3 separate regions of the Homo sapiens genome follow, and all the other regions are linked to region 1. Evidence: read pairs that join two places in POLR2A ChIA-PET (ENCODE). Cell type or tissue: Caco-2. All regions are shown on one strand. Links, peaks and the distances in the headings refer to the core of each region. The heading gives the core; the rest is flanking DNA.

Region 1 (9,791 bases), core at 1,206-5,205:
ACCTGCTCAGGTTCCCCTTCACCAGCGAGGCGTTCAGCAGGGCCAGCTTCTCATCCAGGTACTTCATGAGCGGGGCCACGGCCTGCGGGCAGGGGTGGTCAGGCCAGGCTTACCCCGCACCTCTGCCCTACCCCCAGTACACACAGTCCTCCACGGCCCCTCGCCCCGGCACTCACCTCATCGTTCTGGATGGAGTCAGGCGAGAGACTGATGTGCTGTACATACTTGCGGATGTCGCCCACCATCTGAGGGCAGGAGCAGTGCTCAGCACGGGCAGGGGGCACCAGGGACTGCCTCCACGCCTTGGTCTCCAGGCCCCACCCACCTTAGAGGTCAGGTGCGCTGTCACCGTGTGGGCCTCCCGTTGCAGATCATCGTCCAGGGCCTGTGTGCAGCTGAGCAGAGGGCGGGGGAGCACCCCCTCGGGCCCCGTGGCCCCCTCTGGCCATGCCAGGCCCTTCAAGGCCTGCCCAGCAGCCTTGCGCACGAGCTCCACATTGTTGAGGACCACGCAGAGCTGGAGGAGGTGTGGCCAGGCAACGATGGGTCCGGGGCCTGGTGATGGCCCCCCACCTCCTGCCGGCTCCCCTCCCCAGCTGGTCACTCACCGCCTCGCTCACTGCTTCACCGGCCGCCCCTGGCTGAGTGTCCACCTTCTTCCGAAGCAGCTCCGTATAGAAGAGGGTGGCCTCACACACGTCCTGAGGAGGGGATGGCGGTGGGGAGCCATGGAGCCCTCCCCTGCCCCATCTCCTCTCCCACCCGTTCCCCTCACCCCCAGGGCCCACCCACACACCTGGCCAAGCTGGGTGCCCAGCCCCTGAGCCTGGGCAGGGTCAGGCCACGCCAGGCGCACCCACAACTCCTGGATGTGGCTGAGGCAGAGACCAGCAGTGGCTGCGGAGCTGCTGTGCCTGGAGGAGGCGTCCACGGGCTCCAGCTAGGGAGGCAGGGGAGGCTGGGTTTGCTGGGGAGGCAGGGGAGGCTGGGGAGGTGGGGGAGGCGGGGGTTGTGGGGGAGGCTGGGGTTGCGGAGGAGGCCGGGGAGGCTGGGGTTGTGGGGGAGGCTGGGGTTGCTGAGGAGGCTGGGGTTGCGGGGGAGGCTGGGGTTGCTGAGGAGGCTGGGGTTGCTGGGGAGGCTGGGGTTGCTGGGGAGGCTGGGGTTGCGGAGGAGGCCGGGGAGGCTGGGGTTGAGGGGGAGGCTGGGGAGGCGGAGGAGGCTGGGGGTTGCTGGGGAGGCTGGGGTTGCTGGGGAGGCGGGGGAGGCTGGGGGCCTGGACCAGCCCCAGTGTCCTCAGGCCAGGGCAGCTGTCACCGTGTCCATGTCCACGGCTCCCTGAAGCCTCCACTTGGCCTGGTCCCTCAGCACTTGGAACCAGAGCTTCACAGCAGGCAGGAAGGGGGCGTGGATGCCAGCCAGGGCCAGAGAGCGGCTGTCCCTGTGGTGGGAGGGTTGTGAGGGCTCGGCCCTGACTCAGACACCTTAACCAGCACGTTCCAGGCTCACAGCTCCAGGACCGTCCCCCTCACAGGTCCTGGGGCCCTGGTCCCAAAGTCTGTCTGCAAGAGATAGGGACGGGGCACCCACCGGCCAGGGATGCTATCCCAGAAGCGCTGGAGGTCAGCCAGGGTCAGGTAGAGCTCAAAGAGCCCCGAGGCCACCTCCAGGGTCATCTTGGGGCTCAGCTCCTCCGTCAGCACCCACGCCTCCTCAGCCACCTGTCCGGGACAGCAGGATCAGGCCTCCAGCAGCAAGGAATCCCAGGACCGTCCTAGCCAAGGGCATCTGCCCACTTCCCCATGCCTGGCAGGCACCCGGGGTCAGGGACCCTCCTCACCAGACGCTCCAGCTGCCGGAAGGTCAGGGTGAAGACGTCCACATTGAGGATGCTGCAGAGCAAGGGACACACCTCATCCACCTGCGCCCCACCTGCAGGCCCTGTTGGCTCCGACCCCAGCCCCAGGACAGCACTGAGGGGCCAGGCCCACCTGTGGAAGAGGCTGGCGTACACACTGTAGCAGAACTGAAGGTCATCATAGACGGCGTCAGCCAGCACAACCAGCCCAGGCAGGCGCTGTGGTCCTGGCTGCAAGGAAGCCTAGCTCGTACCCACCTCTCGGCTGCCCGTACCCCTCATGGCCAGGGTCCCCCACAACTGCACCTGCTCTCGGGGACTCTTGTCATTCAGGATCCTGTCGTACCACTCACGGTTGCCTCTCTGCAACAGACACCACCAAGACAGCATGGTGGATTGCAGGGAAGAGGAAGAGGTGGGCAAGAGACCGTGGTGCAGAGGTGCAGGGGACGGGAAGGCAGGGAAGGGGAAGGGAGGGCTTAGCAGCCGGCCTCCACTGGGCTTTGGAACACACCTTCAGGGCCGCAGCAATGTCCATGTTCAGCTCCGACTCGAAGGGGCAGATCTCAAAGGAGGGTTGGAAGAGCTGCAGCTTGCCCAGACACCTGGGTGGGGGCAGCACGCTGACGTGGGGCCTGCCCTGCCAGCCGCCCCCACCCACGCTGACACGCGGCGCTGCACCCACTTCAGCAGCAGCTCCAGGCGGTGGACAGCGGTGCTGTTGGTGGCAGGGAAGTAGTCTCGGAGCTGGCGCAGCAGCTGCAGCCCGAACTCAGAGAAGGCGGAAAGGCTATCAGCCAGGCTCTCCTCCTGTGGGGACAGGGCCCTTCAGTGCCAGCAGCCCCGACCGGCCACTGATGAGGAGAAACATCCTCCCTGCCTTGGCCCGCAACACCCTTCCCCGGGCATGGTCAGCCCAGCTCTGCTCTGAGCAGCACCCTCCACAGGCCCAGTCGGCCTGTCCCAGACGGCCTGTCCCAGCCTCGGTTTCCACCCACGCAGCTCACGTAGGGCCTGTGCCCCTGCAGTTCCCACGTCCGTCCTGCCAGGGCCGCTCCCTCCTGTCGCTCAGATGGGCGCCACCTTGGCGGCTTTCCCCAGCCCTGTCCTAAGTCCTGGCCGCCCCCCGAGGTGACTCCCACGAGTCTCCCGTCTCCTTTCTGCAGAGCGCTGGCTCTCGCCCACGTCATACAGTTTGTCCATTTGTCTTTGACCCCCACGCGGGCAGGACTCTGCCCCTCGCCGACCGGCACTGAGCGACCCCAGTCCCCAGCACTCCCTTCGCCATGGCTGGCAAGAAGGTCCCGGCTGCACCCACCTGCTCCTGGGGCAGTGAAGGAGCCTCTTCCCAGTGTGCCTGCATGTCCTCCAGCAGCCCCAGCAGGTAGCTGTAGTCCAGCGTGCAGGTTTGATGGTGGCGGCTGCTGACCTGCCAGTGCCTGTGGGGCCCGGCCCATGGTCAAAGGGTATGAACCCCGCCCCTGCCATGCCCACTCAGCACCGCCTACAGCACTACCCCTTTCTCTGCCCCACCCAATCAGCACTGCCGCGCCTACTCATAGCACTGCCCCTTTCCCTGCCCTCCAATTAGCGCTGCCGTACCTACTCATGGCACCGCCCCTTTCGCTGCCTCACCTACCCGTAGCACCGCCCCCTTCCCTTCCCGCCCAATCAGCGCAGCCCCACCTACTCAGCACCGCCCCTTTCCCTGCCCCACCCTCCCAGCCACGACATCCACTCACCGCATGGCCCCCGATGCCCCACTCGCTCACGCCCGCCCACATTCCCCGCCCACTCGTAGCTCCACCCACTCACAGCACGGCCAGCTGCAAGGGTGACAGGTTGCTCTGGGCTCCGTGCAGGCAGAGGATGGTGGCGGCTGGTGTGCTGAGCTCTCCTCGCCAGCTGCTGGAGTTGGGCTGGGGGAGGAGGTCTGTCGTGGGTGGAGGCGGGACAGCCCCACATCCCCTCCTCAGGCCCCCTGCCGGGCTGTTCCAATCCTAGGCGCACCCACTACCTCCTCTGCTGAGTGCTCCAACCGCAGCAGATGGCTGAGCAGCAGCAGGTGGGACAGGAAGCCGGATCGCCCGCGCTGGCTCATGGCCGTATCCCTCTGCAACGCAGAGCCCACCCAGTCACCAGCTCTGCCCCCGCCCCAAGGACGGGGGTGGAGGACGGGGACGCCCACTTTCCCCACCTGCGTAGTGATCAGCTTGAGAACCAGGTGGCAGTGTCCCTGCACACGCGAGGCACTGGAGCGTGGCTCCAGCTTGAACCAGCGGTCGACGCCAGCCACAGGCACCTCCTGGGGGTAGCATGGGGGTCAGGCCCACCAGACTCCTCCCCCTCCCCTTCCACACTGACTCTGTGAGACCCTGGAGAGACCACATGGCCTGGGCTTCCCTTCTCCGGGGAATGAGGGTGACAAGCGCACTCAGTGGAGGCCCAAAAGCAGGAGCTTCTCCAGGCAGTGCCCTGCCCCTTGAAGGCTGGGACACTCCCCAGGCCCTTCTCTAAGTGTCACCAGCCCCACCCCACACCCACTCACCCGGACAGGTATGTTGAGGCACCCCAGGAAGTCATCGGTGTGGTCCTCGGTGGGTCCTGCTGTCCCGTTTGCGCGGGCTGACTTGACGATCTGTTTGAAGTACCTGGCCACCACAGGTGGTGAGCATCACGCTGATGGCTCCTGGGGAGCCACTGCCCGCCGGGCCCCATGACCAAGCTGAGGGCACGGGTGATGGGTAGAAAGGTCCCAGCAGTCATACCTGCCCATGCCCTTCAGGCCGATGACTTCATTCAGCTTCCTGCACGCTTCTACCAGGGATACATCGTCGTCATGATCCCTGGTGGGGACAGGGGAGGACCTGGCTTGTCTGGAGCCCGCAGCCGGGCCCTGAGTCCGTCCTGCTCCCCCGCAAAAGGTGTGCATCCCCGCCGCCCTGCATGGCGCAGGGGCCTGTACCAGATGTCCAGGTGCAGCTGGTCCGTGCTCACATCCTCAATCTCGCTACAAGGAGAACAGAGATGCCCATGAGGGTCCCCGGCGAGGCTCTGCCCAGGCCGGGGTCAGGGAGTCCAGAAGCAGCAGGGACCAGGCCACAAGCACCCGCTCTCCAGACAGGCTGTTCAGGTCCAAATCCTGATCCCGCCAGGTGTTGCCAGCCGTGTGGCCCCGGTGGCACAACGCCCATCTCTGGGCCTCAGTTTTCTCCTCTGGAAAGTGGGCACACGGCCCCAAAGAGACCGGGAGCTGCTGCGAGCCACCACCCTCCAGGCACAGCCCAGCTCTGGACCCCAGGCAGAGCCCCCCTCCCGCACCCAGACGGGCGAGGGCCTCACAAGAGGAAGTGCTCCTTCCAGACGGGGTTCAGGGTGCTGCTCTTCACCTCGGTGACCTGGATGCACTTGGCAGGCAGGGGTCCACCGCGCTTGCTGCCCTTGCGGAAGCCGAAGCGCTGCTCCTTCTGTGCACGGGGCTCCCGCGTGGCGTCCGAGGCAGGCAGGATGCCCAGCATGCAGTATGGGTCGCTGAAGCCTGGGCACGGCAGGCGTCTCAGCCCTGGCCCCACGCCCTCTGGCCCTCCATGGCCGCCAGGCCTCGGCGCAGCCGAGGTCTGCTGGGTCCCCACTCACCGTTGGGGTCCTTGGCCAGAAGGTTCTTGGCACGCATGACAGAGACTTTCAGGGCATACGTGGGGGCCTGTGGACAGAGGGGCGTGGGGGGCCTGGTGAGGCTGAGCTGCCCCCCAGATGCCCTACTTAGCATGGAGGTGACAGGGCCTTGCCCCGTGCCCCCGCCACGCAGGCACGTGCTGGTCAGTGCCTGCCCAGGCAGTGGCGGCCTCACCTTGGCCTTCCTCACTCGCTCGATGGCCTCAGTGTGCTCCTCAAGGCTGGTGCCAAACACCTGTGGAGGGTGGCTGGGTTGGCAGGGCCTAGGCAACCCCTGAAGCGAGGCTGGCCACTGTGCTGGGACCTCGGGCTCAGCCCGTCACAGACACCCAACCTCAGTCCTCACGGGTGCAGGGTTGGGGGAAGCCTGGGAGGCAGCGGCAGAGGGTTTGTGCCAAGGGGCCTGGGCATGCCCAGAGATGGTGGGTGTGATGAGGGCCACGCAAGTGCATGCGTGGGAATGGGGGCCACGGGAGGACAGGGGAGTTCAGAGCACATGCAGGTGGAAGCCGGGAGCGTCCTTCGAGGTGCGTCTGTCAGCCTATGTGCATGTATGTGTGTGTGTCTGTGTAGACATGCAGCCTGTGTGTGTCTGTGTGCACCTGCAGCCTGTGTGTGTGTGTGCGTGTCTGTGTGCACCTGCAGCCTGTGTGCGTGTGTCTGTGTACACCTGCAGCCTGTGTGCGTGTGCATCTGTGTGCACCTGCAACCTGTGTGCATGTCTGTGTACACCTGCAGCCTATGTGCGTGCATCTGTGTGCACCTGCAACCTGTGTGCGTGTCTGTGTGCACCTGCAGCCTGTGTGCGTGTGTCTGTGTGCACCTGCAGCCTGTGTGCCTGGGCATCTGTGCGCACCTGCAGCCTGTGTGTGTGTCTGTGTGCACCTGCAGCCTGTGTGCGTATGCGTCTGTGTGCACCTGCAACCTGTGTGTGTGTCTGTGTGCACCTGCAGCCTGTGTGCGTGTGTCTGTGTGCACCTGCAGCCTGTGTGCGTGTGTCTGTGTGCACCTGCAGCCTGTGTGCCTGTGCATCTGTGTGCACCTGCAGCCTGTGTGCCTGTGTCTGTGTGCACCTGCAGCCTGTGTGTGTGCGTGTCTGTGTGCACCTACAGCCTGTGTGCGTGTGTCTGTGTGCACCTGCAGCCTGTGTGCGTGTGCATCTGTATGCACCTGCAGCCTGTGTGTGTGCGTGCGTCTGTGTGCACCTGCAGCCTGTGTGCGTGTCTGTGTGCACCTGCAGCCTGTGTGCGTGTCTGTGTGCACCTGCAGCCTGTGTGCGTGTGTCTGTGTGCACCTGCAGCCTGTGTGCGTGTGTCTGTGTGCACCTGCAGCCTGTGTGTGTGTCTGTGTGCACCTGCAGCCTGTGTGCGTGTGTCTGTGTGCACCTGCAGCCTGTGTGCGTGTGTGTGTGTGCACCTGCAGCCGTCTCTGTGTGCTGTGCACGGATCGGGGAGATTCTGCATACTGTTTGGGTGATGATGGTGTCAGTGGGTGGGGAAGGGGTTGAGGTGGGGAAGCTGTCAGGGTCTGGGTCGGGGTCAGGGTGGGCTGACCTGCTGGAGATAGCTGAGCAGGGCCTCCTCGTCGTCCACCTGGTCAGGGCCCATGGTACCCGCGCGGTAAAGCACCGTGTACAGGGCCTCCTCGTAGAGCATCTCCACCTGCAGGTGGGGGAAGGGCGGCCACAGTGCCGCGTCCCAGGCCCCCAGCCCTCAGCAGCACCTCCTGTCTGCCTGAGCCCAGGCCCCACCTCTGCCTCTTTGCACCAGGAGCCCCTCCGCTCCTCACTCACCCACCCACTCACCCTGGCTCTCTGCCATCACCAGACCCTGTGCACACAGTAGGTGCCTCTAAACGGCTGAGGGAGCAGCCGCTGCAGACGACTGCCCCTGGTTCCGACCCCCACCTTTACCTCCTCTGGGGCCAGGGCTCTCAGGCCGAGGCTGGGATCCACAGGCTCCGGGGGTGCTGGCGAGCCACTGCGCAGGGGGACCTGTGTGTGGGGCCCAGGGTGAGGGCTCTGACGGCAGGGAGAGCCCCAGGCCTGCAGCAGGGAAGACAGGTGGTGCCCCAGGAGGTGGGAGCGAGGGCAGGAGGGAGCGGGGAGGAGCAAAGGGGGAGCCCCATGCTGGGCTGTGGTATCGGGCCCTGGGGGTGGCACCCTTACCTCGAGGCACGGCAAGCCCTGTCTGCCTTCCCCCTTCTTCAGCATGAGGCGCATGTGGGCAAAGAACTCCACGCCATCCCCGGGTTTCCTGGAGAAAGAGCCGGGTCAGCTCACAGCTCTCAGCACGCTGGCCCCTGCCTGGGACCCTCGACTCCAGGGGCAGGAAGGGCCATGTGACATCCACAGTGTGGCACAGCTAACTGCAGACCCTCCTTCCCGCCCAGGGGTGCTGGGGCAGGGGCGGCCATGTGTGAAGTCTGGCGGGAAATGGCCCTGTGGGCGTGTGGGGCTGGGCCCCTCGGCACCCACCAGGCCCCCGTGGCAGGCTCCTGCGGGTCGGCGCTGGCACTCCCTGGGTCCTGCTCAGTCCTGCGGCGGAAGGACGGGCACACCTGCACCTGCCTGAGCACGCTGCTCTTAATGTCCAGCAAGGTCGACATGGCGGGTGACCTACAGCAGAGAGCACAGCCCGCAGCCTCAGGTCGTCCACTCAACCCTCCGTGCACCACAGCAGGCGGGGGGGTGGGGGGGTGGGGCGGGAAGAGGTGGGGCAGAGGCCTGGGAGCTCACCCACAGCCTGGATGGCGCTGGGCACCTGGTCAGGCGGTGAGGGCTCCTGTCCCCACACCTGCTGGGTGACCGGCTAAGTCCCTGCGCCCCCTGCAGGGCGGCTTCAGGGAGGAGGTAGCAAATGCTGTCAAAGGCGGGGCTGGTGCCCACCCAGAGCTGGGGGTCCATCAGGGACTTATGGGGTCTCACTGGCGAGGGAGGCGGTTGCCACACTCGCCCCCCACACCCCTCCCCGCGACAGCACAGCAGGAGGCGCCTGTTTCCTGGGGCTGCATCAAGAGGACCAAGATCTGGGCCACAGCACTCAGCTCCCCCAGCCCCCGTGCCGACTCTGGGGCCAGGACGGATGCCAGGTACCCAGCTCTCCTATGTAGGAGGTAAAAACTCGCCAGAACCCTGACATCCTGGGTGGAGGATGCCCATGTGGCCAGGAGGCCCTGGAGGGGACTGCCTGGGGGTCCTCGCTCACCAAGCACAGCGGGGGTCAATGCCCCCTCCTCACCCCAGGAGCTGGTCAGCAAACCTGAGGTGGACAGTAGAAGGTGGGGGGCAGTGTCCCCACAAAGCAGGGCCTGCTCCCCATAGTTGGTACAAACGAGAACATGAAGCGAGCCGGGCCCCGCTGGAAAATGCCGGGTGTAGGGGCTACAGTTCCCTCCCAGTCCATCCAGCGTCAGTTCCCCTCATGTTGCCATGACAACTGAGCCAACCTGTCAGCCTCCTGCTTGGAGCAGCAGCAGCAGCAGCAGCCCAGATGTCACCGCTGGGACAGAGCTGCCCTCTGCCAAGGCCCGGAGCCTGGGCCCAGGCAGACCCGGAAGCCCCCTGGAAGGCCCCACCCACTTTTTGTTTTGTTTTGTTGAGATGGAGTCCAGGCTGGAGAGCAGTGGCATGATCTCAGCTCACTGCAGCCTCCACCTCCAGGTTCAAGTGAGTTGCAGTGGCGCAGTCTCCGCTCACCGCAACCTCCGCCTTCCAGGTTCAAGCGATTCTCCTGCCTCAGCCTCCCAAGTAACTGGGATTACAGGCGCCCGCCACCAAGCCCAGCTGATTTTTTTGTACTTTCAGTGGAGACGGGGTTTCGCTATGTTGGCCAGGCTGGTCTTGAACTCCTGACCTCAGGTGATCCACCAGCCTCGGCCTCCCAAAGTGCTGGGATTACAGGCATGAGCCAGCACCGCCCAGCCCACCTGTGTCAGGGAGGAAGGCCGGGTGGTCCTGCCCTGCACACCCCCTTCAACAGGGGTAGGATGATGGCTAAGACACCGTAGCCTCCTGAGACCCTCTTCCTCTGCATGGGTGCAGGTGCAGACCCTCCACCTCTGCACTGCCTCTGCCCCCCAGCAGCCCCAGGGAGGTCTCCTCCCCGCTCCATGGAAACTGTCCCAGAGCCAGGCCACCTCTGCCCCACCACAAGAGAGGTACCCACTCTTGGGTTCCTGTCCCAGCCTTGCCGGCCTCTGATTTCTAGGACACCGCGCTCCCCCAGCCCCCCGGGGTCCTGGCCTTGCTGTCTGGGTCCCT
Region 2 (10,815 bases), core at 1,398-5,397, 330 kb before region 1:
CAGGAGAGGAGTCAGCCCGTCCTCCTCCCTAACCCATCTCCCCACTGGATGGCAATGGCTGCAGTTGGCTGCTCCCAGGAGTCTACGCTGGAGAACCAAGTGGTAGGTGCTGTCTAAAGAGCCTACGAAAGCAGACTCTGACCTCCAAAACTTCACCCCACTGAGTTGTCAGGGGCTAACAGGTACCCTGACAGGCAGTTCACAAACCCTCCTGTCCCTGGCACAGTGCACACAGCTCAGTGCTGTTGGGACTTGGCATCTCTGGTCTAGCCTGTGGGAGTATGAGAAAGCTAGCAGTGGCCTGAACTCGGCCTGGTATCCTAACCCTCTAGAGACGCAGCAAAGCCAGATGCCCAGAGGGAGATCTCCTTGTCTTCTCTGGCTCAATGAGATGCTAATTTTGGAAGCTGGTATACGTAGCACAAAACACAAGCTAGTGTAAAGATGCTGTAGTTCAAACACTGCTGTCTCTCTCCTAATCAAGTGGCATGTTTCTTTTTTCACCCCTAAGAGGTTTGGGACTGTTTGCTTAAGATCTCATGTCAATGTCTGAAGGAGGGAAGCCAGCTCAGGCAAGAGCTCTAAGAAAAACTCGTGAGACAAAAGAAGGAAGCTCTTGCCTGGAAGTTCACTGTCCTCTCCACGTCCTCCCAGTGGTGCAGTACACGGCCTGCCTGTGGTCTACAGTGGCTGTGGTGGGCTGGCAAGACTGCAGGACGGAGGGCGTCCACATGCTTGTCCACACCAAAGGCCTTTCCCTCCTCTTTTCACCTTCTCCATTGTGGATGGGGAGAGAAGCAGTGGAGGGGCCAGGGCTGGCCTTGAGGGCTGCAGCGTGCCACACATGTGGGGGAAGAGGAATGGTGGGGAGGAGGGAGAGTAGGTCCAAGGGGGTTAGGAAAGCACAATCAATCCCGGCTGCTGCGGGGGATGAAATGAGGCAGGAAGGGAGAGATGGCGGCACAGGCATGGCCTGCCCAACACCTCTGTAGCAGCTCCAGGCCACACTGGATGTGGATGGACGGTGACTCATGTGCCTGGAACTCCTGAGGATGAGAAGGCAAAGGGGCCCTTGTTAGCTCTGTCCTGGGGAAAGACTGGATGTTGGGCCGTCTGCAGTAGGAACGCTGGCCACCCAAGAGGGCGCAAGGAGGGAGACCACCACGAAGGCATATATTTGGTGAGGTCTGACCACATCCAGATGTCTGGGCCCTCACCTGGGTGTCCCAAATGGGAAGGAGACACAGAAGTCTCAAGGCAAAGGTATGCAAGGGACTGAACACGTATGTCAGGCACGCCCACACCAATGCCCGTGAGAGACACTTTCCCTGCAAAGGCAGGTTTGTCTCAAGTGCCAAACAGTCACACATCGAGTTTGAGAACTTATCAGGAAAGTCTTCGCTGTAATCATATTAGCGCCTAAGGGTCACCCCAGGAGGGAGAAATGACACCTTAGATCGCCTGGAAGCTTGCAAAGGGACACAGGAAGGAAACCAACTACAGAGGGGACTTTGTTCTTCCTCTTCCATGTCTCCTAATTCTTAAAACACAAGAAAAACATTTTCAACCAGCTTAGCAGGGTCCCATGTAAAGTCCACACAACCTGCATAGTACAGGACTCTTCCTGCCCCCACTCCCTGTTAAGAGTACGAACAAAACCTCTAGGGAGGGGAGGCACCAGCCCAGGGCCCCACGACTCCGCAGCAGCCCTGTGATCGGTATCCATGCTCTTGCTGCCTTGGGATGTGACACCACCAGGCATGAGCCCAGGCCACACCCAACTGTCCTGCCCGTTACAGTCCACAGAGGGCACAGCTGATGCATAGCACAGGTTTGGCAGAAAGCAAGCAGCAGGGGCTGGGGCCTCCCTGCAGAGAGGGAGATCACAGCTCCTAGTGCACAGCAACTACACCAAGGCACACATACTCCCTTGTCTCAGAAGGAAATGCCACCGGAATGTCCAACACAACAATCGAGGCAGAGCACAGGCTGAAATGGGATCATTATGCAGACCCTAACATGGGCCCAGGCGTGGTGAAGAACGGCTCTAGTACCACAGTGATTTCTAACGCTGGCCCTTGCCAAGAACTCATCCTAGTCTCCTTGGACGCCGTTGCCTGCTGCTCGTGGGGAAGCAGCTCTGTGACCACGTTCCTGCCCGTTGCACAGTCTTGGGTGCGGAGATGCCTCTGTTCAGACCATCTTCTGGGGCTGCTGGGCTTATCTATTTTTCTCTAGCTCGAAGAGGGCTTCATCCGCCACCAGGACGTGTGGTCACTGGGACAGGTCACTGACAGCGGGGCCGCCTCCACCACCATCAAACAGAGCTTCTCGGCGGCCAGGCTCAGCGATGGACAGCTCTTGGGCCAGGTCATTGAACCGAGAAATGTAATCAATGCTGTTTTCGTTCATCATGCACACCAGCTGGGAATCCACAACCTGCAGGAAGAGGAGACAGGAAGAACAAGTCACCGCGACCTGCTGGCCCTTCAGTGGAGGGCGGGTCCTGAAACAGGACGAGAAGCTCCTATCGACTCCCGCTGCAGGAAGCTAAGCTAGGGATGGCAGCCCAGGGCTCTGTGCAGAATCACAATCACCTGTCGTCTGCCCGCACACTCTTTAGATAAGTGCTCGCAGAGAGCCTATGATGTGCCTGGCACATCTGATGGCTGGGGTGAGGGTGCTGGTCCCCCCGCCCGCCATGAGACCTATGGGGGAAGACACCCAACAGGTAGACAGACTGTATGCAGCAGACACAGGCACTGGGGGCAGCCTGCAGAAACAGATGCAGAGTGAGGGGACAGAGAGTGCCGGGAAAAGGAGGCCAGAGAGGGTGCTCCAAGGACTGGGACCTGAGCGGGAGGTGGGGTAAAACCCGAGGATACGTGGGGGACACGTTTCCATCATAGACATGAGGACAGGTGGGGGACACATTCCCATCATAGACATGAGGACAGGTGGGGGACACGTTCCCGTCACAGACATGAGGACAGGTGGGGGACACGTTCCTGTCATAGACATGAGGACAGGTGGGGGACACGTTCCCGTCAAGAGACATGAGGACAGGTGGGGGGCACGTTCCCATCACAGACATGAGGACAGGTGGGGGACACGTTCCCATCATAGACATGAGGACAGGTGGGGGACACGTTCCCGTCATAGACATGAGGACAGCTGGGGGCACGTTCCCATCAGAGACATGAGGAGAGCTGGGGGCACGTTCCCGTCAGAGAAATGAGGACAGGTGGAGGGCACGATCCCGTCAGAATCCCAAGGACATGTGGTGAGGGCACGTTCCCATCAGTCCTGAGGACATGTGGGGAGCACGTTCCCGTCAGAGACATGAGGACACATGGGGAGTACGTTCCTTTTTAAAGAAGCAACAGGCATGTTCCCTGAGACAGGAAGAGGCTTTGACTGAAAAGCACGACCAAGGTGGTGGCCATGACAGAGTGAGTGAGGCAGCACAGAGCTGAGGAGACGGAGGACGGGAGGGCCTCGGCACCGGGATCTTGTCCCATGAGCAAATACGTAGAATGTGCCGTTTTCAGCGCTTATTGTCTGCGTCCTGCTCTAGAGTAGAAGCCTCATGAGGACAGGGGCCATTGTTTGCACACAGCAGACCCTGCAGAAATATCCCTTAATGAACTGCATGACACTGTGAATGCAAGAAGTCTGGAAAATTCTGAATAGAGCTATGGCGTAAATGAAATTTTATGCTTTGATTATGGGAAATGTCAGACAAATTAAAATTTGTTTTCAAAAGCAGAGCAAAGAGTAATTCTCCTTCCCCTGTATGTCCATCAGCAGCTCCCACCCGTTTCATCCCAGGGCCACCCAGCTCCACCCCCGCCCCCTTCATGCTAGCCCTACCACCAGACCCTTTCATCCACAAATGCCTCAGCCCATCCTTCCAGATGACGAGGACCTGCTGAGAAACATACTCACGTTCTGAGTGGAGGGCTCTCGGGAAAATCTCATGCTAAACGCTGATCTGCTCTTTCTGAAGGTGAACACGTTTGCATTACTCGCGACGGGCAGCGTTTCACAAATACTAACTGCACCCTTTCTCTGCTACTCACTCCCAAGTGCCATCTGTTGCCCAGGATTTTATTAAAGGTGCAAATTCTGATTGGGGTGAGGCTAACACTCTGGATTTCTGACTCCAAGGGGCTCCTGTCACTGGGCTGTGGCCCGTCCTTTCAACAGCATGGCGTGAGCATGCTGCCTCAGGGCACGTACGCAGCGCCCATCTCCACAGAGCCCAGCACTTAGGAACATGCGCACAAACAGGGGAAGAGACAGAGACTGGCTTCTCGGGAAACATCAGAGTCCAAGGTGTGCCCTGAATAATGATTCTGGGGCCAAACAGGTTTGAGAAACGCCACACACTGTGAGATGGAGGTCTACGCTATTAATTGTGTCTATGTGTATATTTGGCTAAAATTTCCAGTCATATCATGGCTTGGCTTGGAATTCTCCAAAGCCTGCCCATGAGTTCATCATCTCAAGAGTCACGATTCACATTCGGATACTGGGTAGCGGAGGTGTCCGTGAGAAACAGCTGTTTTGAGCTTTTTTGGATCCAGGGTGTCCCTCAAGTATCTACCCACAAAATCCTCAAGGAACACCTGCCAATGTCTCAACATTGTGGGGACTAGATTCGGGGAATGCTGCTCCAGGACTTTCACATGGGCTAAGCCCATGCGGATGATCTCCTGGACCTGGAGTTCCCTCCCTGTCCATAGAGCCCTCACCCGACTGCCCACACACCTGCCACTCTGCACTTTACGTCACAGTGAAACGGGCCTGTCTTCACCCTGCAAGCCTGACCTGCCCACGAATGCCACACAAACCATGTGGTGGACGCCTTGAGGGCTACAACCAGATGGCCTGGCCAACAAAGAGGGACGCTGCATCTCGTCAAAAGTGGAGAGTCACAAACCACGTTTCGCCTTCCCCTCAAGAACCTGCCCCAGTGACTCCTCCTATCACTACCCTGGGCGTGGGAGAAGCATGAGGACAGCAGAGCCCATCCCAGTTCCCCTGCACCGCAGCTCAACATGACAGGGAGATGCCACTCAAAGGTCCTGCTGTTAGGATGGGAGCACTGACAACACAACTGCTGCCACCACCCCTTACTCCTCCCTCCACAACACTCCCCGCACCTCAGCACCTCACAGCCAGGGAAGGAGAGGTAACATCCCCACTCGGCTCTGGCTGCCTTCAGAGACCCTGCTCTGCGCCCCAGACCAGGGTTTCCAGTTCAGAGGCCTGCAGAGCTCAGCTATGACTAAGTCTGTCATTCTGCATGTGGGGACGAGAGCCGGCCCAGCGTCCCCAGATCTCTCCATTCTCAGTAGTCAGGGACCTGAGTGTGGACGTGCTGTCTCCTGTTCTTCTACTCTTGGCAAACAGCTCTTACTAACCCACAGGTGTGCAGGAGAGTGCTGGCAACCTCTGGCACGAGGGTTGGTGGTCAGGTGCAGCTGTGAGGTCAATGCACTCACCTCTGCAACGTCAGCCAGGGACCTGGACACAAATGAGTCCCGCGAGTTTCCATCCAACAAGCTGGGGCCAAGCAAGGAAGTGCCACTGTTGGTCCCAATGGGAGTCGGCAACATCTTCCGGCTCTTCTCTGGGGAGATGAAGCTTGCTGCGGAGAAAAGGCCAGAGGAAAACACCCTGAACCCTGCTTGGTCTGGACCAGTCCAGCGGAAGGGTCCTGAGGCTGGGGGCAGCCAGCCCAAGCCCTAGCCCCGGCCCCGGCCCCAATCCAGACTTGTGCGAAGAGCTTCCGAGGGACTCAACACGCCGTGACGAGCTCTTCTCGTTTAACAGGCCTTCGTGCATACAGACATGCACCTTGTTTTCCACGAGTCCCACGGTCTCCCACCCTCACTGCCATCCCCCACCCCCATCACGGTCTCCCACCCTCGCTGCCATCCCCCACCCCCATCATGCTCTCCCACCCTCACTGCCATCCCCACCCCCATACTTTCTTCTCTGTGACTAGTCTCATGCAGGTTGTTTCCAACTTTGCTTTTAATTTTTTTTAAAGGCAGGGTCTCGCTCTTGCCCAGGCTGCAGTGCAGTGGTGATCATGGCTCACTGCAGCCTCGAATTCCTAGGCTCAAGCAATCCTCCCACCTCAGCCTCCCGAGTTGCTGGGACTACAGGCATGCACCCCCCACACCTGGCTAGTTTTAAAATTTTCTGTAGAGACAAGGTCTCTCTATGCTGCCAAGGCTGGTCTCAAACTCCTGGCCTCAAGCAGTCCTCCTACCTTGGCCTCCCAAAGTGCTGGGATTACAGACATGAGCCACCACGCCTGGCCTGTTTCCAGTTTTTCAAGATTTACGTGTGACTTTCCAAACATCTGCACTGCTACATGAGACAAAAGGAAACGCCTGCAGGGTGCTGGGTCCCTCAGCACCTCCCAGACCCAGGTCGCCCAACTGGTTCAGAGCTGTCAGGCATGGTACCCGCCATGCCTGATGTGCCCAGCCACAAGCCCTGGCCCCGTACAACTGTGGGCGGGAAGACCCCAGACATCCAAATGGGAGCTCTCTCTGGGCAGGCAACAGCAGCAGGGTGTGCCTTTCCCTGATACACCCCCTTCCTGCCACACTTGCTACCCAGTGGGCAAACGGGCAGTGGGGGAGGAGGATGGACACGTCCTCTGAACTCTCCGATCTATATTCAAGAATGTGCCAGGTGGCAGCTGGACCATCCACTTCTGAATACCTTACTGACCACAGAAAGAGAAGAGCCAAGAGAGTGCCAAGACACCAGTTTCCTTTTCTCCCCTCAAGAGAACCCAGTCGGGAGGGGCCGGGCTAGCTGAACAGACTGGGAAGGCACACAGAACCCAGCATCTGGGGTCACGGGAATGTTCTAGGTCTCCATTGGCTTGTGGGTTACCAGGCTATACATGCTTGCCAAAGCTTGGTGAACTGTACACTAAAAATGTGTACATTTTCCTACATGTAAATTACACCCAAAAATATTAACTCAGAAAAATACAAACACTTGAGAAGCGAACAAGCCAACAGTCCTAGTGGGAGTTTGAGTAGAATGAGAATCCAGTGTCCCGCAGACCCCAGCCCCTGCTGCCCTGGAAAAGGAGATGGGAGCCCTCCCCATACACTCACCAAACAGGCTGCTGAGCGAGGAGTCGGTGGAGTCACTGGGGTACCACTGGGGGTCGTGGGTGGGAGAGGCGATCCAGTGTGGCTGGGGGCTGCTGGACGGGGAGGGAAGGCTCTTGGAACTGTCACTGCCATTCAGTTTTGCTGGAGAAAGAGGGACTCCTTCACCTGCCAACCAAGATCCCAGATCAGAAACGCCTTGTTGCGGGGTGGTGAACAGCAACTCACTTCTCCAGCCCACCACGGAGAAGGCAGCAGGGCCGCAGGGCTCTACCCTGCTGAACCAGATGGATGGCATGGCTCGGCAGGTAAGGAGCGCAGCACCGCAGAACAGCTCTGCAGGGAGGCAGGGCGCAGCGGAGTGAAGGCGACGGCAGTAGCCACCACGGGTTGCACATGAGTCATCTCACGGCACCCACAGCAGCCCTAGGAGCTGTACCTTATTCTCAATTTACCGCTTAGGAAAGGGAGGCTCAGCAAGGTGGTGAGCTGCCCAAGGCTACATGCTAGCACACTGTGAACTCATATCTCTCTCAGCCCACAGCCTGGGTCGCGCCAGTGAACAACAAACCACTGCCCCCAGGAGCTTTGTCCCAGACAGCAGGTGAGACCAAAGCCCACAGGGCCCAGCCCAACTGCTTCACAAGCTGTGCAAGACCCCAGGCCGCCTGCTCAGGTTCAAGATCAACTAGGAAAACACTCTGTGATCCCCAGGCTGAAGAGCACCTGGGGGCCATTCCACTGTCTCGCCTGAAGGTCAGGAGCAAGCCTACCAGGCCATCAGCTGCCTCAGGTCCCACAGGTACCTTATCCACCTGCAAGGTCCCTGCTGGAGACAGGCAGCACCTTGTAGGTGACAGGTTTTCAATTCGTAAAAATCACAAAACTGGAATATCCCCAGGAAGTGTGGCAAACATTGGGGCAGGAGATCAACACCTGATGACAGGAAGGGCTGTGAGGCCGCCCTGCCCTTACCGTACTGACCGGAGCTGATGGCGATCTCAATGATGGAGTCGCTAATGTGTGTGGCAGGCTCGCCCTGTGACAGCGCATCCTCAGGTGGGCCGGGCAGGGAGATGTCGAGCAGAGCAGAGACGTCTGGTGGAGACAGCCGGGTGCTGGAGCTCTCTGACGAGGACAGCGGTATGGAGAGGCCATTCTGGAGAGGGGCCTTGGGCAGCTCAGATAAGGAGAGAACAGATGAGCCCTGCTGGGAGACAGGTATTTTTCAGACACAACCAGGTCTATCAGAACCCATGACAAGGGAAGAAACACCAGCTTACTCTCCTAGCTTGCAGGCAAATCAATAGGGTGATGAGCGCTGCAGTCACCTCATCCTTCCAACTCAGGAACACACTCGGGGAATTTATTTCTCCCAAAAACACTCACTATGGCAGAGTCAGAAAGTCAGGCTGCAGTGGCCTGGACCTGCTTTGACTGCTGCCAGAAAGAGAGTGGGGGCTGGGGGAGTTACTAGCTGACAGCCTCCTCCTCCCAGAAAGCTGAGTTCTTCCAGAGCGCTAAGTTCTTCCAGAGCTGGGTCTGAAACAGCCCACCTTGGAGAGGGGAGGAGGGAAGTCTGAGGTGGCGGACAGCCATATTCATTTATCCACCCTGGGCAGTCGGCACAGCAGGTGGAAGAACAGCAAAGCCACTGCACAGTCTAGGAGAGAAGCCGGGCCACTCCAAGACTGCAGGTGGCAGCTCAGGGCACTGGAGGGAGTCCTGGGGCAGCTGCTTTGCTCAGCAGCCCAAGAGCACACTCTACCTGGAAACTGTCTGCCACTGGCTCCTGCTCAGGCCTCGAAGGGATGCTGACAAATGGGTCGGAGCCCTGCAGGAAGAGCACGCCCATGAGCAGCCGCAGGGTGCACCAGATGCCACCCATACCCTCACCCGCGACAGAGTTCCAGAAAAAGAGGCGTTCCATCCCCCTGGCCTCCTAACAGCAGAGGGACAGTAAATGGACAGGGGTCTAAGGTCGAGAACACTGAAAGGCTACTTTCAGGTGTGGACCGTGTACTTCCAATTTTTTGTTGCTTCCAAGAGTGAAGTAAAGTCCTATCAGGAAGTCAACCTTGTGGCAGGCAGGGCTGGGCTCCCTGGAGTCTTAACAGCATCAGCCCACCCCACCCTCCTTGGGGCAGCTCTGAAGTGGCCGTGGGAGGCCAGAGAAACCAGGTGCTCAGAGCCTTGGAAAGGAGCAATGGCCAAGGCCATACAGGCTGCTCTCTTCCCAGATGAAAGAGATGCTCAGTGGTGTCCGAGCACAGCGCTGTGGGCTGCCACCTTGGTTATGGTCACTCTCAGATGGAGCTATGTTTCCACACCGTCTTAGCTCTGAGTTCTCCAGTGCCACATGGCAAGCCTGTCCCCACCTTTCGTCAGTGGCTCCGGAGGCCTCTCCTGCTCTGTACTACACAGAGTTTGCTTATGCCATGGCACCCCTGGTCCAGAGACTCTCCTCCAAAGGCAGAGCTGGAGTCCAGCGTGATCTCAGCCCCATGGCTTTGGCGTCCACACCAGAAGTTGGTGGTAATGCTGAAAAGCCCTTCTAAACATACTCACCCCCACGGTGGGGAGGGTGTCTCCATCCTGGTGAGTTCCAGTAGAGTCCTGCCCCGAGATGGCACCCGTCACCTCGTCTGAAGACAGTGGAGAGATGCCAGACAAGCCCTCGGTGTCCAAGGCAGGGAGGGGGTTCCCGGAAAGGATGCCGGCACTTGTAGCTGCTAAGTCGATAGCACCTGGCAACAAAAAGGACGCTGCACATCTCTGCTCTACTGACAACCCATAAGATGTCCCAAGAGGGCTCGGGGAACAGCTTCTCCCTCGCACCTCATGTCAATGCAAGAGCCAAGGGCTTAGATGTTCTTGGTGAAGGGTAATGAGACATTATGATTTGGAGAAGAAAACATTCAAAAAACCTGGTCACAAAAACATCCCTCAGAGGCTCACTCAGTGGCTGTGGCCATGCAGGTACAGACTTACTGGCCAGGTGACTCGTGGCCTGGGGTGGAAGGACCTTGGGCACGATCGGCCGAGACAGAGCTGCTTTGGTCAGAGAAGACTGGATGGGCCGGAACGAACCTCTCCCTGCGAGGGCGAGGGCAAAAGCAGACATGTCGAGCCCGCCCGCCATGCCCTCACAGCAGGATGTGGCCGCAGGGGGCTTCCTTTACAGCCACTGTTGGGAGTGTGGGAGCCGAGCCAAGCTGGAAGCCACTGAACATTCCAAATGCTAACATGAGGAGTCAGAGGTCACACAGGCCCCCAACGTGACACAAGCTCTGGCACCCACCACTGTGCCTCCCAGGAGCTACTGGAAGGCTGCGGTCACCACTGTCATCCTGCGGAAATGGCTCTTGAAGGGTGACAAGCCCCCAAGCTGAGGTACAGGCCCCAGGGCAGTCAGAGCATCAGATTCTGGACTAAGATGCTGCCACTGCAATTTGGTTTTATCTTGCCAGGCTTCCCACAGTTGAAAATTGACAAGTAGGCAAGAGAAAAAGCAATTGACAGCTGTTAAGGGTCTTGCAATAAGTCAGTGAGAGACGTGGAAGTCAACACTGGTAGAAAAGGGAAGTCACAGAGTATGTGTTTCACTAGAGGCTTCTCCCTGTGTAATATCTACCGCAAGGAGCCAAGGCCCCCACTAAATGTA
Region 3 (9,737 bases), core at 5,429-9,428, 650 kb after region 1:
GTCCCAGGGGTGGGCACGCGGTGTGCAGCCTCTGCAAGGAATGCAGCGCCGTGGCAGGGACCCTGCAGGATGAGGGCAGTACTTGGAGAGACCACTAGCCCAGGGCCCAGCAGGAAGGCATCGAGACCCCATGAGGCAGAACAGGGCAGAGCGAGGACCCTGTGAGGTACACCTGGCAGGACCCAGGTAGAGGGAATCAGCCAGCCCCGGGGCTTTTGGAGCCAATCCTAGCTCTATGTAACTTCTGGAAAATCCGTCTGCAAGCTCTGCTTCCCCACTCCTAGTTAGGCAGTGTGTGAAGGAAGGACTCTGGCCGGTCAGAGGAGGGGTGCGTGTGGTGCCAGGGAGAGCGGGGCAGGAGGACCCCCTTCCCTCTCTTGGCTCAGGCCAGATGGTGGAGGACGGGCAGCCACTTCCTCAGCCCTGCAGCTCCTGAAGAGAGAGCCAGCTGAAAAGGAGATGGGCCCTCCTCATCCGAAGGCTCTGTGTATTGCAAGGCCCACCCCAGCCCTGGGGTCTTGGGAGCCCTCTCAGTGACTCAGGTACCAACCTAGTCCCAACCCCAGAGGCCACTCTCCCCGCGGACACTGGCCATGGCACGATCCGGGTTAATTTCCCGAGCTGTGCCTTCCCCGCTGACCGGCCTCTTCCTAAATTTGACCAATCCTCCATCAGCCCTCCGGGGGCCTTGGCAGCTGCACCCCTTTCTGCGTGACTGAGCTAGCGGAGCCACATTCCGCATTCATTCATTCGTTCCCTAATTCATTCATTCCGCGAACATGCAGAGGCCATGCACGTTGGTGCTGTCTGTCCTCAAGAGTCCTCAGGCCAGGAGGAGAGACACCAGGTGGACAGTGATGATAACCCATGTGATTGCAAGACCCTGGAGACGCTTTCTCAAGAGCTGGGGGTCCCGGAGCAGGAGGCAGGGGCGACCTCGCACCAGGAACTGAGGGATGGAGGAGAAGAGCTTGCAGGGCTAAGGCAGGGAAACCCTGCCAGGCAAGCAGGGGGAACGGCGTGTGCCCAGGCAGAGGAGCAGGGGAGGAGGAATGGCATGGCTGGGCTGTGGCATCAGGGCTGGGAAGGGGCCGGAGCTGAGGTCTCCGGGCTCAGTGACTTGATTCGCAGAAGAGGCAGCTCCTGCGGGGCCCCCACATGGCCGTCTGGGAATGGTCAGCCTGGATGCTGTACATGTACATGTGGGGACCCCCAGGAGCACCCAGGCCCCACCGTGCTCCCTAGGCTCACTCTGGCCACACGCTTCACACTGCGTCCCCTGGGGAGGACACAGAGGCCACGGCCACCTCTCCCCAGCAGCTCCCAGGCCAGGCTCAGGCTGCTGAGGACAAGACAGCTGAGGTGGGGCCACCTCTCTCTCTTTCCCCTGGGGTGAGCCCCGGAGCCTTGACAGGATTCCACTTCAAGCTGAGCCAGCACCACAGGGGCTGAGGCTGAGGATGGTGCAGGCATGGCCACCTTTTTAACAAGTCTCTTCCCCGTATTAGCACCCGGGCTGCTTGTCCCTAAAGGGAGAGGCAGTCCCTAGCAGCCCACGCAGGTCGTCCGAGCCCCTCTGGGTGGAACGAGGGCTCTCACAGTCGCCAAGCAGGAAAGGGGGCTCTGTGAGCCATGGGAACCGGCTCCTTGGTGACCGTCTGGCTGGGTGGGTGGGGCCGGGCCCAGGGCCAAGCAGAGGGGCCCTTGTGTGAGCCCCCAGGGACTTCTCGCTGAACGGGCAGAGAGACCCCAGTCTCCAGTTGAGCTCAGCTTTCTCCCGCAGCGCCCATGCCTGGGCCAAAGTGTGTGGCTGTTTGCATTTTTGAGCTACGGGGTGGGGGATATTCGGGCTGAGTCAGTCAAGCCGGGAGTGTGAGGAGCAGCGGGGGCCGGCAGGAACGTGGACGCGAGATTGGGGAGCAGTGGGGCTGCCTGTGCGGGGATGCAGCTCCCACCAAGCACACGGGTCGAGGGCTGACCACAGGCAGAGCAGCGCCTTCTGGCAGCGCTGCGGGTGTGGATGAGGGAAGCCAGGCCCCGGACCCATACCCAGACGGCCGCTCCTCAGCCTGTCCCCTCCCTCCTGTGGGCTCTCAAAGTGCGGCTTGGTTTCTCCATCTCGACCCTGAGGCCTGGAGGTGGGGACGGGACTGTGGGCGCCGGCAAACGTGAGCTCCCGAGCGGGGCGGGAAAGGAGCCCCGCGAATGCCTCCCCCAGCCCCGGCGCTCCACGTGCAGGCCCATGACTGGGAGCGTTTTCAACCTAAATCGGCACTGCGCCGGGATTATTCCTCCCCTGGCGCCGCCCCCGCCGCCTCCTCCGGATCCTTCCCGGCTTCTCCCCCACTCTTCGCCCCCGGGGCCCCTCCCTGCTGAGCGGGGGCTGCCGGGATTTGGGATTGCGGGGCTGCCCCGACCCCGCAGCCGTCCGCGGTGGAAGCCAGCCCGGGCCTGGCCCTGAGCGCGCGGCTGGGGCGGCCGCTGTCCATGGTGCTGGCGCGGGTGGCGCGCCGGCCGGCGGGGTCTGCGGAGGCCCAGGCGTCCCTGGCGGGGAAGGCGGCGCTTCCGGGTCTGGGGAGCGAGGGTCCCCGCTCTAGGGGCACGGAGGATATTTAGACTGGGGCGCCCGTGGGCCTGGTGCTGCCGCCTCGGGCGCCGGCATCCTGCGATATCCCCTCTCCCCGGCTCTGGGAGGGAACCGAGGCAGCCCCGCGCCAGGCCTCCCCGGACACCTGGGGCAAATTCGCTCCTCAGAGCCTCGTGTTCCTTCCCCAAACCTGAGGTAGCGACCCCTCCACCCCTAAGGGCGGCCGTGAGGTCGAATCATGTGCCGACCCCAGCCGGCCCTTGCAAACGTTGTGATGTCGGCCTCCGGAGGCCGCGCCTTCTGATCATGGGCACATGATGGGGGTCACCGGCTGTGGGTGCCTCCTCTGTGGAGGGCCCGGCCTCACCTTCCAGGACCCGAATGATACTCTGGGGAGGGGGAGATGGTACAGAGGGTGGAGCTGGGGCTCCTGCCATTAGGGCAGGAAGGACTTTAAACCCAAAGCTGGGTTCTCAGCCACGAGGGCCACGTGTTCTGGCGAGACCCCTGGTCCCGGCTCCGGTCTACACCCCCTCCCCAGATGTGGACCGGTGGCAAGGCTGGCCCTGTCTGGGGCTTGGAAGCCAGTGTGGGGACCTGCTGCTGGGAAGAGCGGGGCAGGACCTCCCACTGCCTCCCTGCCTCCCTGCCTCCCCTCCCCCCTGACCAGATTATGGGGAATGGGCTGCGGGCCTTGGGGTTGCAGTGCCGTCCGAGACCCCGCCACTCTCTGTGGTGGAGCAGGCCAGGCCCTGTAGCCCCAGAAGGGACACTCAGCCAAAAAGATGTGAGCCATCCTCTTCCTGAGAGTCTGCATATTGCAGGGCCCACCCCAAGCGTTGGAATCTTCGTGGGAGACTCTCAGACACCCCCTTGGTGGCTCCAAGAGACCTTCCAGTGAGGCTGTGGCAGGAGGGGGCAGGGTGGGCTGGGAGAGGCTTTGGCCCCTCCTCTGAGATTTTGGGGCAGGAAGGCAGGACCTGCATGAGGCTCCAGGCTTAGTCCTGGAGTCACCTAAGACCGGGGAAGATGCATCTTGCTTTGCCCTGGAGTGTGGCCGTGGGGCTCAGACATCACTCTCCCAGACCTTGCTATGAGCCACGCACTGAGCTCGTTCACTTTGCAATGCCCCAAGGGAGCAGGTACCGTCACCTCCCCAGGCTTCAAGGTGAGGAAATTGAGGCTCAGAGAAGGGAAGTGGCTTGCCAAGACCACAGAGCCAGGGTGGGGCCCATTTCAAGTCCAGGGCGTGTGACCCCAGGGGCTCTACCTCCTCCCCGGATGTCGGGGTGGGGGCGGCAGGAGATCCGAACTGTGGAGCAGATGGTGGCACAGTGAGGGTCCCACCTCTGCTTCTTTCCGTGGCTGTGCCCAGTGCCCCCTGCCACCCACTTACAGACTGGAGGCCTGAGGAGGGTGCCCGGGACTGCTCCCACTCCACCCTGTGCGTGGATGTCGCTGGCCTGAAGATAACCTCCGCATGGCCTTCCTCAGCCAGCTCTGCCCGAACTTTGGCTTCACCACTTATCTGGCCATGACCTCGGGCAGGCAGTTTGCCCAGCCTTGGCCTCAGTTTCCTCATCTGTGCAGTGGGTACAGCTATCACAGCATCGTTCTCATTGGGCAGAAGATTAAAGCGACAGCTTGTGTCCAGGGCTAACCATGCTGGCACCACAGCACACCCTGGGAAGATGCCCGCCCTTTCTTTGCATGGATTCTTTTTTCTTTTTCTTTTCTTTTTTTCTTTTTCTTTCTTTCTTTCTTTTTTTTTTTTTTTTTTTGAGACAAAGTCTCACTCTGTTCCCCAGGCTGGAGTACAGTGGTGTGATCTCGGCTCGCTGCAACCTCCGCCTCCTGGATTCAAGTGATTCTCCTGCCTCAGCCTCCCAAGTAGCTGGGATTACAGGAGCCTGCCACCAAGCCCGGCTAATTTTTGTATTTTTAGTAGAGAAGGGGTTTCACCATGTTGGCCAGGTGGTCTCAAACCCCTGACCTTGTAATCCACCCACCTCAGCCTCCCAAAGTGCTAGAATTACAGGCATCAGCCACTGCACCCAGCCCCTTGGGTAGATTCTGAGCCAGGGAAGCTCCTGTGCATGTGGAGGGTGGCTGCAGAGTCAGCACCAGAGCCCCTCCTGAGCGCTGTGCAGTCACCCTGCAGGGGAGGGGCCAGAGGCCACCCCAGACCCTTCCCTTCAGTTCCCCTGGCCTGCCCAGAGGGGTGGGCCTGGTGGGTACCTACAGTGGACGGCACAGCAGAGAGGTCAAGAGAGCAGTCCTGGCCTCACCAGGTCCACCTCCATTTTCTTCTCTGTAAAATGGCCATCATGGTACCTAAGTGCTAAAAAGTGTCGGCGTTTCTTCGCCTCACTGGGCAAACAAAAAGGTTTCCGGTCAGGCACGGTGGCTCATTCCCATAATCCCAGGACTTTGGGAGGCTGAGGCGGGTGGATCACTTGAGGTCAGGAGTTTGAGACCAGCCTGACCAACATGGAGAAACCCCATCTCTACTAAAAATACAAAATTAGCCGGGTGTGGTGGTGGGCGCCCGAATTCCCAGCTACACGGGAGGCTGAGGCAGGAGAATCACTTGAACCTACGAGGCAGAGAGGTTGCGGGGAGCCAAGATCCTGTCTCTGCACTCCAGTCTGCGCTCCAGGCAACAAGAGTGAAACTGTTTCTTTTTTTTTTTTTTGAGACAGAGTCTTGCTCAGTTGCCCAGGCTGGAGTGCAGTGGCGCAATCTCGGCTCACTGCAAGCTCCGCCTCCCGGGTTCACGTCATTCTCCTGCTGCAGCCTCCCAAGTAGCTGGTACTACAGGCGCCTGCCACCATGCCCAGCTAATTTTTTGTATTTTTAGAAGAGATGGTGTTTCACTGTGTTAGCCAGGATGGTCTCGATCTCCTGACCTCATGATCCACCCGCCTCGGCCTCCCAAAGTGCTGGGATTACAGGCATGAGCCACCGCGCCCGGCCGGAACTCTGTTTCAAAAAGAAAAAAAACAAAAGAAAAAGAGGGTGTCCATGGGCAATGAAGGTTGGGCTCAGTGCATACCGTAGGTGCCCAGTGAGTGCTGCCAGTGGCCATGGTTGGCTTCCTGTTGCTGCTCACAGTCTGGGAGGGAGAAGCAGGCACTCCCATCCTCTCTGTCTGGTGGTTCTGGGAGCACCATAGGGACGCCCAAGGAGGGAAGGAGCCCCACTGCACCCGCCCCCAACCCCGGCCTTCCAGACTCAGCAACAGACTCACTCCCCCTCCCGGCCCTCATCCACAGAGCGTGCCAGGAAGATGTCGAGCCCGGGCATCGACGGCGACCCCAAGCCTCCATGCTTGCCTCGAAACGGTCTGGTGAAGCTGCCGGGCCAGCCCAACGGCCTGGGTGCGGCCAGCATCACCAAGGGCACGCCAGCCACCAAGAACCGCCCCTGCCAGCCACCACCCCCACCCACCCTCCCACCACCCAGCCTGGCTGCTCCACTGTCCCGGGCTGCCCTGGCTGGGGGCCCGTGCACCCCGGCAGGTGGACCAGCCTCAGCCTTGGCACCTGGGCACCCAGCGGAGCGGCCGCCGCTGGCCACGGACGAGAAGATCCTCAATGGGCTCTTCTGGTATTTCTCGGCCTGCGAGAAGTGTGTGCTGGCCCAGGTGTGCAAGGCCTGGCGGCGCGTGCTGTACCAGCCCAAGTTCTGGGCAGGCCTCACGCCGGTGCTGCATGCCAAGGAGCTCTACAACGTGCTGCCTGGTGGCGAGAAGGAGTTCGTGAACCTGCAGGGTTTTGCCGCCAGAGGCTTCGAGGGCTTCTGCCTGGTTGGCGTCTCCGACCTGGACATCTGTGAGTTCATTGACAACTATGCGCTCTCCAAGAAGGGTGTCAAAGCCATGAGCCTCAAGCGCTCCACCATCACGGACGCAGGCCTCGAGGTGTGCACCAGGCTCGGGGGGGACAGGGCTGGGGGGCAGGGGCGGGCAGCAGCAACCCTATGGAGGTGGGAGCGGATGGTGGCTTTGGGGTGGGAGGAAAGAAGGACTGACTACAGGGGACCTCGCGCAAAGCGAAAATGTGGGTCCCTTGTTCAAAGACACTCAAGATTTTCAAGATGGCAGCAGCAGGGCAGTGGATTAAATGCAGGGCCCAGGCCCGGTGGCTCAAGCCTGTCATCCCGGCACTATGGGAGGCCGAGGCAGGCCACTCACTTGAGGTTAGGCGTTCATGACCAGCCTGGTCAACATGGTGAAACTCTATTTCTATTAAAAATGCAGAAATTAGCCAGGCCTGGTGGTGGGCACCTGTAGTCCCAGCTACTTGGGAGGACACTGAGGCAGGAGAATCGCTTGAACCCGGGAGGCGGGGGGTACAGTGAGCTGAGATCATGCCACTGCACTCCAGCCTGGGACCTGGGCAACAGAGTAAGGCTCTGTCTCAAAATGATTGAATGAATGAATGAATAAATAAATAAATAAATAAATACAAATGCAGTGTGGGGAGGATGCGAGGGGGAGCTGAGGGGCAGCTGGGAAAGGATCCCCCAGGAGTAGAGGTCAGAGGAGCCGCCTGGCAGCCGGGTCTGGAGTCTAATTGTAACGCTGGTGCCAACGCCCCCAGCACCTGCCCTGGCCAGGCCCTGGGCTCTCGTCCCGATGCCCCGCCTCCTCACACACTGCCAAATGTTTTCAGGGTTCAGCTCCCTGCATGTTTACACCCTACTGCTTCCTCCCTGCGGGCTCCACCCCTTCTCCTGCAATCCTGACCCGGCGCCCGCCCGCCTGCAGGTTATGCTTGAACAGATGCAGGGCGTGGTGCGTCTGGAGCTGTCGGGCTGCAACGACTTCACCGAGGCCGGGCTGTGGTCCAGCCTGAGCGCGCGCATCACCTCGCTGAGCGTGAGTGACTGCATCAACGTGGCCGACGACGCCATCGCGGCCATCTCGCAGCTGCTGCCCAACCTGGCGGAGCTGAGCCTGCAGGCCTACCACGTGACGGACACGGCGCTGGCCTACTTCACGGCGCGCCAGGGCCACAGCACGCACACGCTGCGCCTGCTCTCCTGCTGGGAGATCACCAACCACGGCGTGGTCAACGTGGTGCACAGCCTGCCCAACCTCACCGCGCTCAGCCTCTCGGGCTGCTCCAAGGTCACCGACGACGGCGTGGAGCTCGTGGCCGAGAACCTGCGCAAGCTGCGCAGCCTTGACCTCTCGTGGTGCCCACGCATCACCGACATGGCGCTGGAGTACGTGGCCTGCGACCTGCACCGCCTAGAGGAGCTCGTGCTCGACAGGTGCGCGCCCCCGGGCCGCGCCGGGCGGGGCTGGGCCGGGCGGGGCTGCACGGGGCGGGGCGGGGCGGGGCTGCACGGGGCCGGGGGCGGGGGCTTCCGGCGGGGCTGGGGCTGTGGCGCGGCGGGCAGAGCCCTCGGAGCCTGGGGAGTGGGAACCGCAGAACCGCAGCACGGGTTGGCTGGACCCCCGTCCTTCCCGGTGGGTGGGAGCGAGGAGGGGCCAGCGGCTGCTCCGGGTGGGGCAGGAAGGGATTCACGCCAGGGGCACTCCCAGGAAGACGAGGGATGGCCGGGGCCAGGTGATTTGAAGGTGGGGGTCCCCTCTGGTGCAACCACAGGTGTGTACGCATCACGGACACTGGCCTCAGCTATCTGTCCACCATGTCGTCCCTCCGCAGCCTCTACCTGCGATGGTGCTGCCAGGTACCGGCTCTCACGCCCCGGGATTGGGGGATCGGCGGGGAGGTGGGGGCGCGGGGAGAGCTCCCGGCCCCACTCAGATCCTGGGAGAGTCTGGGGCCCCTCCCTATCCAGCAGCCGACCTAAGCGGAACGCAGGGGTCCCGGCGGCCCCCACGAGCACTTCCCAGCCGCCTCCCGGCTCCGGGGGGGACGGAGGAACCCCGGGCTTGAACCCGCCTAGCCCTCCATGGACCCCAGGGTGCCCTCCGCCTCGGTGCGAGCGGAAATCGTTAAGTCGCTCCTCCACTCCCGACAGGTGCAAGACTTCGGGCTGAAGCACCTCCTGGCCCTGGGGAGTTTGCGCCTCCTGTCTCTGGCAGGTGAGACCCCCGTTTCTGCTCTGACGCTGGCAGTGACCACCCACCCCCACTTAGTCCACCCGCCCAACCTGCCCGGTCCTTGTGCAAACTCACACCCGGCGCGGACACACAGTCCCGGGTCCGAGGCGGAGGAGGAGGGAGGCGCGGCCCGGCCGTCCCCGCCCGAGCCCTGGGCCGCGCGCACTGAGCCGCCCTCTGACCCCGCCGCAGGCTGCCCGCTGCTCACCACCACCGGGCTGTCGGGCCTGGTGCAGCTGCAGGAGCTGGAGGAGCTGGAGCTGACCAACTGCCCCGGGGCCACCCCCGAGCTCTTCAAGTATTTCTCGCAGCACCTGCCCCGCTGCCTCGTCATTGAGTAGCGCGAGGCCCCCGCCCCGGTCGCGGGAACCCGGCCATGACCTGGGCGGGGGCGCGGGGCGCCGCCGAGCCCCCTCTTCCCGCCTTGCGCTCGGGGGAGCCCCCGCGCCCCCGGCCCAGCGCGGGAGGCGGGGCGAGCCGAGGGAAAGCCCCTCCCCGACCTTCGGTCCCTCCGCCCTCCCAGCCCCGCCCCGGGCAGGGGGGCGGCGGGTGGGCCCGCCCCACGCACGCACGCACACTCGGGGACTTTGTGCATGCCCCTCGTGCCCGCACTGCACGCCGCCCTCCGCCACGCCACAGCCACAGCCGCCGCCATCACTCGCTCGCCCTCCCGCTTGGGGGGCGGGGCTCGGTCCTTGGGGGGGCTTTGAGCTCTCCAGACTGTGCCCTTACCGCCTTCCCCGCCACACCCGCTCTGTCTTCCCACTGTCCCCCCCATCCCGGGCAGGGCCCAGTGGGATTGAGGGGGCTGGGTCCCCCAGGACACGGGCCCAGAAGAGCCCCACGGGCTTCCTGCATCTTCCACCGCACCATACCTGGAGCCCTCCGAGGGGTGTCAGGGGAAACAGGCCACCGCCAAAGCCATGGCCCGCCGCCGAGAGCCCAGGCCCCACCCGCACCTCCTCACCCATCCAGCCTGACCCACGCGGCCTCTCCTCCTCCTTGCCGCTGTGTGGGGCAGTCCCCTGTCCGCCCCAAAACCCGGCCTTGGTCCCTGGCCAGGCTGAGAGA

What was found. Peaks named below come from ENCODE experiments on the same cell type or tissue, not always from the same donor. Only the 100,000 strongest peaks of a DNase experiment are listed, where the experiment ranks them.
Region 2: POLR2A ChIA-PET joins it to region 1 with 5 read pairs; 3 of 35 experiments call an interaction of 5 or more read pairs at or near these places.
Region 3: POLR2A ChIA-PET joins it to region 1 with 6 read pairs; 3 of 35 experiments call an interaction of 5 or more read pairs at or near these places.

The regions. Positions count from the first base shown.
Region 1 is chr16:1,336,896-1,346,686 of GRCh38, reverse strand. It overlaps BAIAP3 (BAI1 associated protein 3), which reads right to left. Exons shown (of 34, transcript NM_001199097.2): 2 at 8,007-8,147; 3 at 7,698-7,785; 4 at 7,443-7,523; 5 at 7,084-7,191; 6 at 5,706-5,765; 7 at 5,492-5,558; 8 at 5,198-5,393; 9 at 4,821-4,865; 10 at 4,624-4,701; 11 at 4,404-4,506; 12 at 4,053-4,160; 13 at 3,873-3,968; 14 at 3,671-3,774; 15 at 3,174-3,294; 12 more. The coding sequence starts at 8,137. Among named protein-coding and RNA genes, the nearest start is that of BAIAP3, 8.1 kb to the right of the region's middle. RefSeq lists enhancers at 3,074-3,123, 4,030-4,578, 7,469-8,318 and a silencer at 3,314-3,773. In Caco-2, for the core only: no CTCF peak of the experiment used is centred there; a DNase peak (open chromatin) is centred at 3,496; H3K4me3 peaks cover 1,340 bases.
Region 2 is chr16:1,665,505-1,676,319 of GRCh38, reverse strand. CRAMP1 (cramped chromatin regulator 1) reads right to left here. Exons shown (of 21, transcript NM_020825.4): 15 at 10,143-10,247; 16 at 9,720-9,898; 17 at 8,920-8,985; 18 at 8,127-8,358; 19 at 7,155-7,319; 20 at 5,511-5,656; 21 at 1-2,439. The coding sequence ends at 2,275. Among named protein-coding and RNA genes, the nearest start is that of JPT2, 7.4 kb to the left of the region's middle. In Caco-2, for the core only: no CTCF peak of the experiment used is centred there; no DNase peak of the experiment used is centred there.
Region 3 is chr16:693,545-703,281 of GRCh38, reverse strand. FBXL16 (F-box and leucine rich repeat protein 16) reads left to right here. Exons shown (of 6, transcript NM_153350.4): 2 at 5,863-6,509; 3 at 7,359-7,867; 4 at 8,206-8,290; 5 at 8,585-8,648; 6 at 8,859-9,737. The coding sequence starts at 5,877. The coding sequence ends at 9,007. Among named protein-coding and RNA genes, the nearest start is that of FBXL16, 7.4 kb to the left of the region's middle. RefSeq lists silencers at 2,404-2,503, 7,854-7,973 and enhancers at 2,396-3,225, 7,534-7,583, 7,604-7,773. In Caco-2, for the core only: no CTCF peak of the experiment used is centred there; DNase peaks (open chromatin) are centred at 7,401, 7,821 and 8,911; H3K4me3 peaks cover 2,371 bases.